Linked DNA regions of Homo sapiens: region 1 is linked to region 2. A link is a contact called in ENCODE Hi-C or POLR2A ChIA-PET data. All regions are on one chromosome and are shown on one strand. The core of a region is the stretch at or near the end of the contact, and the rest is flanking DNA. Distances in the headings are between cores, read along the strand shown. Region 1 has its middle 29 kb from the start of TMEM130. Region 2 overlaps BAIAP2L1 (BAR/IMD domain containing adaptor protein 2 like 1).

Evidence for each region. A loop is a pair of places that touch in the nucleus more often than their neighbours do. ChIA-PET counts read pairs that join two places held with the same protein, here RNA polymerase II (POLR2A). Pooled maps may share reads with other maps.
Region 1: a pooled map shows a loop between it and region 2 (2.4-fold over the local background). The contact joins two enhancer-like sites. A Hi-C loop is called at or near these places in 1 of 168 maps with a recorded cell type or tissue (heart left ventricle) and 2 of 50 pooled maps. POLR2A ChIA-PET finds 5 or more read pairs at or near these places in 2 of 52 experiments (Panc1 and endothelial cell of umbilical vein).

Annotation. Positions count from the first base shown.
Region 1 is chr7:98,839,066-98,843,946 of GRCh38, forward strand. No RefSeq gene overlaps it. Among named protein-coding and RNA genes, the nearest start is that of TMEM130, 29 kb to the right of the region's middle. RefSeq lists an enhancer at 2,770-2,819. Within about 2 kb of position 2,851, at least 6 of the 41 ENCODE cell types and tissues checked have a DNase peak (open chromatin) inside an H3K27ac peak, as active enhancers do.
Region 2 is chr7:98,311,743-98,316,367 of GRCh38, forward strand. It overlaps BAIAP2L1 (BAR/IMD domain containing adaptor protein 2 like 1), which reads right to left. Exons shown (of 14, transcript NM_018842.5): 7 at 3,718-3,870; 8 at 355-522. It also overlaps a transcript of BRI3 not described here. Among named protein-coding and RNA genes, the nearest start is that of BRI3, 32 kb to the left of the region's middle. RefSeq lists a silencer at 1,116-1,263. Within about 2 kb of position 2,874, at least 2 of the 41 ENCODE cell types and tissues checked have a DNase peak (open chromatin) inside an H3K27ac peak, as active enhancers do.

The sequences.
Region 1 (4,881 bases), core at 1,601-4,100, 530 kb after region 2:
GGGACCTTGCTCCCTGAGGCTTCCTCTCAGAAGAGCTTATAGCAACCCCGCCCCCCCACCCCGCCCCCAACACCCAGTGCTTGTTCCTAGGAGCACAAAGGTGCTTTGGAGGCAGCTGGAAGAAAATTAAAAGGCAGCAAAACCCAAACCCCACCAGAGAGGGTGTCTGCGCTGGGGACTGTTTGCTGATCACAGTCTCCAAAATGTTAACTCAACACACACTCTCTCGTGACTTTAAAATGCACCCAGCATTGAGCCAGGCACAGTGGCTCACACCTGTGATCCCAGCACTTTGGGAGGCTGTGGTTGAGGGTATCGTTTGGTTTCAGGAGTTTGAGGCCAGCCTGGGCAGCGCAGTGAGACTCTGTCTCTCCAAAAAAAATACATAAATGGGCCAGGCGCGGTGGCTCACGCCTGTAATCCCAGCACTTTGGGAGGCCGAGGCAGATGGATTACGAGGTCAGGAGATCGAGACCATCCTGGCTAACACGGTGAAACCCCATCTCTACTAAAAATATAAAAAATTAGCCAGGCGTGGTGGTGGGCACCTGTAGTCCCAGCTACTCAGGAGGCTGAGGCTGGAGAATGGCGTGAACCCGGGGGGCGGAGCTTGCAGTGAGCCGAGATCGCGCCACTGGACTCCAGCCTGGGCAACAGAGCGAGACTCCGTCTCAAAAAAAAAAAACAGAAATACAAAAACGAGCCTGGTGTGGTGGCTCACGCCTGTAATCCCAGCATTTTGGGAGGCTGCGGTGGAGAGATTGCTTGGTTTCAGGAGTTTGAGACCAGCCTGGGCAACACAGAGAGACCCCATCTCTATGAAAATACAAAAATTAGCCGGCATGGTCATGCATGCCTATAGTCCCAGCTACTGAGGAGGCTGAGGTGGGAGGATCCCTTGAGCCCATGGGGTTGAGGCTGCAGTGAGCCATGTTGGTGCTACTGCACTCCAGTCTGGTCAACAGAGTGAGACTCTGTCTCAGGAAAAGGAAGAAAGGAAGGAAAGTACCTATCATTCAGATGCCCCCACACACGTACACACACTCATGCACACACACATGATGCATACATGTACAGTGTGCAGTTTACAGAGAAGAGCAGACACAGGGGGATAGTAGAAGCGGGAGAAACAGGTGGACTGATCACGCCGTCCACAGTGGTGGCAGCCCCGGAATGAGCAGCTGTCCAGAGCCGAGGTGGCGACAGTGGCACCAAGTGGTTAATGCACCCGGGATCCCCAAAGGCCTCCCTGCTCTCCCCAGGATCTCATGCAGGGGTCCAGCTGGTGGCCTCTGCTCCCTCCCTCCTTCATCTCCCCACCACAACCCTGCTCCGGGGCCCTGAAGCAGCTGATCCCCATCATCTGATGGAAGGGAGTGGCAGCCGGGACTTGCACGCCTCTGAGCCACTGTCCCCAATGCCCAGCAGAAAACAGGTCAGAAAGATGCCTGCAGAGGGAGGAGTTCACTTAGGAGCTTCCCCTCCCCAGTGAGAAGCTCAGCTCGGGAGACTATAGGGCAAGGGTTGCTGTGGGTCACATGTAGAGCCGGTGAGAAGCTGGAAAATACAGCACAGTCTGGAGAGGGGGTCAGGGAGGAGGTGGGCAGCTCCCTCAGTCTCTCTTCACACCTCTTCCTATAGAATCTTCCATTCCCAGCTGGAAAATACAGCACAGTCTGGAAAGGGGGTCAGGGAGGAGGTGGGCCGCTCCCTCAGTCTCTCTTCACACTTCTTCCTATAGAATCAACAGCCCTAGGAGGTATGAAGTGGTGTCTCATTGTGGTTTGGATTTGCATTTCCTTAATGACCAATGACATCGTGCATCTTTCCATGGGCTTATTGGCCATTTGTATATTTTCTTTGGCTAGATGTCTATTCAAGTCCTTTGCCCATTTTTTTTTAAAGTGGGTTATCTTTTAATTGCTGAGTTGTGTGATTCATGATGGTCAACAAGCTGGGAAAAAATGGGCAGGTATCTAGGCTCTGCTGGGTCCCGAGGGCAGCGAGCTGTGGATGCCTCCACAATGTTTCCTGAATGAATGCCTAGAAAAACACACCAACGCACCCTTTCCCTCTTTTTCTCTCTCTCTCTCTTTTTTTTTAAAGACACAGGGTCTTGCTCTGCCACCTAGGCTGGAGTGCGGTGGTGTGATCCTAGGTCACTGCAGCCTCCAACTCCTGGGCTCAAGCAATCCTCCTACCTCAGCCTCCCTAGTAGTTGCGACTACAGGCACCCACCATCATGCCCAGCTAATTTTTTTAATTTTATTTTTTGTAGAGATGGGGTCTCGCTGTGCTGCCCAGGCTGTGTCTCACATTCCTGGCCTCAAACGATCCTCCCACTTTGGCCTCTCAAAGTGCTGAGATTACAGCGAGTTCCCTCTTTATCCACATGGTACAACATGAAAAAACAAAAGCTTGGACAGATTCAGTGGCTGGCCCAAGGTCACAGAGCCAGGCTGGAACACAGATCTCCATTTCCTCAACCCACAGTCAAACTATCTTGTGGCTGTAGCTGTTGACTCATGCTGACCTGTAGATTTCTCGGAAAAGCTATTGGGCAAGAAAAAGAAGAGGCAAAACAAAAGTGACCTCCTCTTCTGAAAAGATTTCTCAAGGGCCAGAGTCCCAGGAATGTCTTCTGTCCTGGAAGGGGCTGAAGGTTCTAGAAGTTGGTTGCCAGCTTGGCTGTTTCACCAATGTGAATGTGAGTATATGTGTGTGCGTACAGTGTGCCTGTGTGTTCATGCAGGTGTGTCGGCAGGTGCTGCAATGCCAGGACCCTGCCCATCCATGCCCCTCTGCCCGCCATGCCCCCCGGTGCACCTGGCAGAGGCTGGGAGCCTGCAGAAAGCATAGCCGGTCAGACACTGCCACCTGCTGGACATACTGGGCACAGCATGCAGATGGCTTGGGGCCCTGGCACTTCATCTCCTAGATCTTCTAAGGCCCCCAGAAAGTAGTGTCCTCCATCACCCCTCATTGCCTATGTGGGCCTCTCTAGAAAACACTTACAGGGTGTAATCTCAGCACTTTGGGAGGCCTGTAATCCCAGCACTTTGGGAGGCCAAGGCGGGCGGATCACCCTGAGCTCAGGAGTTCAAGACCAGCCTGGCTAACACAGTGAAACCCTGTCTCTACTAAAAATATAAAAATTAGCCGGGCATGGTGGCGGGTGCCTGTAATCCCAGCTACTTGGGAGGTTGAGGCAGGAGAATTTCTTGAACCCGGGAGGCAGAGGTTGTAGTGAGCTGAGATCGCGCCATTGCGCTCCAGCCTGGGTGACTGAGCAAGACTCCGTCTCAACAAATAAATAAATAAATATATATATATATATACACACACACACATACATACATACATATATATATATATAAAGGAAAACACCTACTGATGAAATTTTATATAAAGGAAAACACCTACTGATGAAATTTTTGGCACTATGAACCCCTTTAAGTCAAGTCAAGCCCTCTTCTCAGAATAATGTTTTCAAAAGCATAATATAAAATAGTGCTGGACACACTGGCTCACACCTATAATCCCAGCACTTCAGGAGGCTGAGGCAAGAGGATCACCTGAGGCCAGGAGTTCGAGACAAACCTGGGCAACACAGCAAGACCCCATCTTTACAAAAAAAATTTTTTTTAATTAGCCAGGTGTGGTGACTTATACCTGTGATCCTAGCACTTTGGGAGGCCAAGGCAGGAGGATCACTTGAGGCCAGGAGTTCAAGACCAGTCTGGGCAACACAGCAAGACCCCTATCTCTACAAAAACTTTCTTAAAAAATTAGCCACCTATAATCTCAGCACTTTGAGAGGCCAAGGCAGGAGGATTGCTTGAGGCCAAGAGTTTGAGACCAGCCTGGGCAACATAGCAAGACCCCGTCTCAACAGAAAATTTAAAAGTCAGCTGGGTGTGGCAATGGACACCTGTGGTACCAGCTACTTGGGAGGCTGAGGTGGGAGGATCGCTTGAGCCCAGGAGTTCGAGGCTGCAGTGAGCTGTGATCACACTACTGCACTCCAGCCTGGGGGACAGAGCAAGACCCTGTCTCTAAACAAATACATAAATAAAGATGTAATTTTTCCCATCCAAGTACCTCAATGCTCTCCATGGATCCCTTGGGGATTAGGGTAGCTCAGTTTAAGAGACTCTGACCCATTCCCTGCCTGATGACCCTGGAGCCTCCTCGGCCCGTTGGCCCACTACCACATGGGACCCAGCTTAGCTTGCTCCCTCAGCCCCTGCCACACTGTCTACAGCCCACCTGCTCTCCCAGCCTCCAGCCTCTGACCTTTCCTCCTCAACACAGAACAAGGCACCACTCTCAGAAGCCAGGCCAGTGGCTTTCTGCTCCAAGGATGGATAATTGCCCGATCTGATGTCCAAGAGGCCGCCATGCCAGAAGGGGCCCACACCGCAGTCCCTCTCTCCAGGATTCAGGGAGGGAGGCCCCTGCCTCCTGACACCTGGACATCACCACGTCTCACACCAGGGCTTCCGGGCCATTTGTCCTGACCTATGGGGTCTTCTGGACAGTCTGGACAGACATTGAGTTTGTTCCTTAGAGTCTTGTGTTCCCTCCCCTAATTCCAGTCATTGTGAGGTTACAACACAAGTGTGAGGAAGTAACCCTTTCTCCCTTCCTCACGCCATCCCTCTTTCCTTTCAACAATATTTAATGAACACCTGCTATGTGCTGGGTAGTATTCTGGGTGTTAGAAGTAGAAATAGTGAACAAAATAGGCAAAATCCTTTCTTTCTTCAAGTTTATATACCATGTAAGGCTCAGATTAAATAAATAAGTTAAGGCCAGCTGCAGTGGGTCATGCCTGTAATCCCAGCACTTTGGGAGGCCGAGGTAGGAGGATCCCTGGAG
Region 2 (4,625 bases), core at 1,624-4,123:
TAATAATACAAAAATTAGCCAGGCATGGTGGTGCGCCCCAGTAATCCCAGCTACTGAGGAGGCTGAGGCAGGAGAATCACTTGAACCCGGGAGGTGGAGGTTGCAGTGAGCCGAGATCACTCCACTGTACTCCAGCCTGGGCGACAGAGCAAGAAAGACTCCACCTTAACAACAACAAAAAACAAACATGTGCCCAGCTACCTTCGCCCCTAAAGGTAAGGGGATAGAGGTGCGAAAAGGTGGTCCTGGAAGTAATAAAGGGGGACCTGTGATTCCCACCAACACAGGCAAATTTGGCCCAGATCAAGTTAGGAAACACACGATTGAAATCTGGAAGAGAAAACTGGCTCCTACCACATTGCTTCTCTCGATCATGGGTGAAGCCTGAGGAGTTCCAGACACGGGGGTAGAGGCTGGGGTCTTTATTTCTTCGATCATATTCATGATTTTCTCTGGCACTTTGATGGCATCAACACAGGTCTCCTGCCACCGAGGCAGCTTGGAATTCAGTAGTTCTGCAGACTGCAAAGCCAAAAGAAGAAGACTAAAGACAAAGAAGATTGTCTGAAGAGCTGAGAAAAATGACATCACGTCATATCGCTGATAACAGATTACTGGCTTAGCACCAGGAGTGTGGGGGCCCTGGGTTAAACTCGGTGAGCACTTTAAGCACCTAGAGGATCAGCTGTGTCTCACCGGCTGAGAGGGGCAAAGGCTCTGACTCAAAAGGAAATTTCCTGATCCCTCAGTGTGAATACAGAGCATGGGACTAATACGGGGATGGTAAATGGTTAAGAGCAAGAACAGAAACTCAAAGGGAGGGAGGGAGCAATCTGTATGAATCCCGTTTTCCAGGTGGCCCCAGAAACGCCAACCATCACTTTCTCCCTCCCACTCCTACTAAAAGCAGCACCTCCAACACAGGCCACGGGCCCCGTAGTTGACTCTGACCGATTCAGACATTAGAGAAGTGAATCAGACACTGTCCTGAGAGTCTGTCTATGGGGAAGAGGGACTGGGTGAGTGGTGGGCAGTGCTGAGGGACGCCCCCACCACAGGCCAAACAAGGTTTTGCAGAGCAGACCTGACCAGCAGGGGTGAGAACCCGCAACCCTGGAGGCAGAGTGCCCCTCCAGCACCCACAAGCCTGGCTCTGCTCCTGACAACTGGATTCTCAGAGGCCCCCCAAGCGCTTCCAGTGAGCACCTTTTCTGAAGAGCACTCTGGTTGGGAAAGGGGAGGCAGGAGCCTGTCCTGCGGCTGTGTGCATGGCAGTCACACTGCTTTTACTCAGCCTCTGAGTTTATCAAGAGTGGTGGGGGGCTGATGTCAGTCCTGGGGAAGGGCAAAGACCCCCTCACACCACCCCTGTCCCCAAATGCCACCCCACCCCCAACTGTCACCCCACCCCCAACTGTCACCCTGACACTCTGCAGCACCGTGGACCAGCTGCTTGGGCCTGCTTCATCCCAACTCCACAGAAAGGACTGAGGCGCTTTAGCTGAATTAAGGGAAGCCACAAAACCAGTTTTCAGATACTCGAAGAAACTTCCAGCATAGAAACGAGCAGATTTGGTCTGCGTCACTCTAGAAAGCATTACTGGGACCGATGGTTAAGTCTAAGAAAGACTCTGCTGATAACTGGAGCTCCCTGAAAAGGTGCTAGGCTGCCTCATGACACGGTGGGGATATCACGCAGGAAGAGAACCTCAAGGTCACCTCTGTCCTCTCCAGCCTGCGACCCTGGTGCCACAGGATGCCCTCACTCTGGGAAGAGAAGATTCTAAAGTGAACTCTACATTCCCGAAACTAGTACAGACATGCTGTTGACAAAAGTGATCACCTAATACAGCAACTATTTCCTTTGCTGTAACCATTTTCTTCTGCTTTTTTGAGAGAGGATTTTGGCTCTGTCACCCAGGCTGGAGTGCACTGGCACAATCACAGCTCACTGCAACCTCGAACTCCTGGGCTCAAACAATCCTTCCACCTCAGCCTCCTGAGTAGCTGGGGCCACAGATGCACATCACCACAACTGGCTAATTAAAACTTTTTTTTTTTTTTTTTGGTAGAGATAGGGTCTCGCTATGCTGCCCAGGCTGGTCTGGAACTCCTGGGCTCAAGTGATCCTCCTGCCTTGGGCTCCCAAAGGGCTGGGATTATAGGCATGAGCCACTGTGCCTGGCCTGCTGTACTAATTTTAAATCTTATTTAGGGAGCTGAATACTCCTTTTTCTTCCTTTTTTTTTTTTTTTTTTTTTGAGACAGAGTCTTGCTCTGTTGCCCAGGCTGAAGTGCAGTGGTGTGATCTGGGCTCACTGCAACCTCAGCCTCCTGGGTTCAAACAATTCTCCTGCCTCAGCCTCCTGAGTAGCTGGGATTACAGGTGCTCACCACATGTGATTAATTTTTGTATTTTTAGTAGAGACAGGGTTTCACCATGTTGGCCAGGCTGGTCTCAAACTCCTGACCTCAAGTGATTCACCCACTTTGGTCTCCCAAAGTGCTGGGATTACAGGCGTGAGCCACCATGCGCAGTCCTGAATATTCCTTAAAGTTGTAAAAAGTTTATAGAAAATACAACATTTGCATACATACAAGGCCAAAGTATTTTTCCTTTAAAACAAAGACAAAGCTGACTTATATTCAAGCTCTTGCAAAGCTTCTCCTATATTGGAACACTCTCTAACTTTACTATGAACAACAATGAATTTCTGACCTCAACCAGTGCTAGTTTTGGATGTTTACAAAGGCCCAACAGAGTTCATAATTTAAAACAAAGGAAAGGAAATGTGACATGTGTTGCATCATGATTCCTGGGGGTTCGAACCTCACAGCTGTGTGTGTTGGAAGGAGGGTGATGAGGTCATTCAGTTGAATAAACCAGGAACCAATACCACCAAGAGGAATGAACGCATCACTGAGCCCAGCTGTCCTGATGCGCGTGAATGGGGGCCCGTGGGCTGGGGCAGAGCTGCCCGTGACCCCCGGACACGGACCCATGAAGGGAGCATCTCAAATCGCCCAGGTGGGGTAGACCTGGGCCCGCTGGGACTCACCAGCAGCCATGGTGAAGACACTGATGCTGAGGACACATCAGAAAGGGCCTGGGGAAAGCTGACTCGCAGGTGAGAAGAGCAAACATGTGCTATTTTTCAATGATGAAGCATTATTTTATGAAGGACTTTAAATATGGATGTATTATTAATTTATTAAACATTATACATGGACGTTTGACCATTTCAGCTGTATTTCTATAAGTTTATATGTTCAAGTTGGCCAAACACAGTTTCTCTGGAATCTTTTCATTGGCAAAATGGCCCACTGCTTTATATTGGGCATGTGTGGAAGGTGAGTGGCGTGCATGTGTGTATATCTCTGTACGTATGGACTGATTGAGACAGGGTCCCGCTCTGTTGCTCAGGTTGGAGTGCAGTGGCACAATCATGGCTCACTGCAGCCTCAACTTCCCAGGCTGAAGGGATCCTCCCACCTCAGCCTCCTGAGTAGCTGGGACTACAGGCACATGCTACCATGCCTGGCTAGTTTTTTTTTTATTATTTTTTATAGAGACAGAGTTTTGCCATGTTGCCCAGGCCCACCTCAGCCTCCCAAAGTGCTGGGATTACAGGCGTGGGCCACGGCCCAGCCTTCTGGGGCATTTAAATATGAAATAAAGTTATTAATACGCTCAAGGCAATTTGCCACCACACCCACCTGTAAGTGATAATAATGTATGTGGTTTGCAAAGCCACAGTGCTTATCAACCAGAAAGCAGAAGCGCCTCTTCTCTTCAAGCAGAGCCTCTTTGCAACCATCTGCAATGAATTTCTGGATTTCACTCTGACGAGAAGTAACGGTCTCCACATACTAAAAAAAAAAAAATAATAATAATAATAATTATATAAGCATGACATGAGCATCAGATAGCGTGCAGCCTGACGTTTATCTTCTGCCATCTTTACACCTGCTTTATTTGAATAATAGAGTAAATACATGAGAGGAAAGAATGCTGTAACCTGACCTAAGTAGATACCATCGTTCTCCTTGAGGTCCCTGACTCGTGTGCAGAGAGAAGTTGCCCAAGGGCTTGACATTCCCACGGGGCAATTTGCACAAATATTACTTTGTACTTCAGAGATATGATCGTGTCCTACTGGAAAGCACCACGGGCTTTGGAACCAGAAAGTTCCAGGTTCAAACCCAGTTCCAAATGCCAACAATAGGTGATATGCTTTGGCTGTGTCCCCACCCAAATCTCATCTTGAATTGTAGCTCCCGTAATTCCTATGTGTTTGGGGAGGGACCTGGTGGGAGGTAATTGAATCATGGGGGCAGGTCTTTCCCATGCCATTCTTGTGATAGTGAATAAGTCTCACAAGATCTGATGGCTTCATAAAGGGAGTTTCCCTGCACAAGCTCTCCTTTGCCTGCTGCCATCCATGTAAGACGTGACTTGCTCCTCCTTCCCTTCCACCATGATTGTGAGGCCTCCCCGGCCATGTGGAACTGTGAGTCCATTAAATCTCTTTCTTTTGTAAATTGCCCAGTCTCGGGGTATGTCTTTACCAGCAGCATGAAAATGGAGTAATAAAATATGATTTAACCTAAGCCTCATTTTCCCC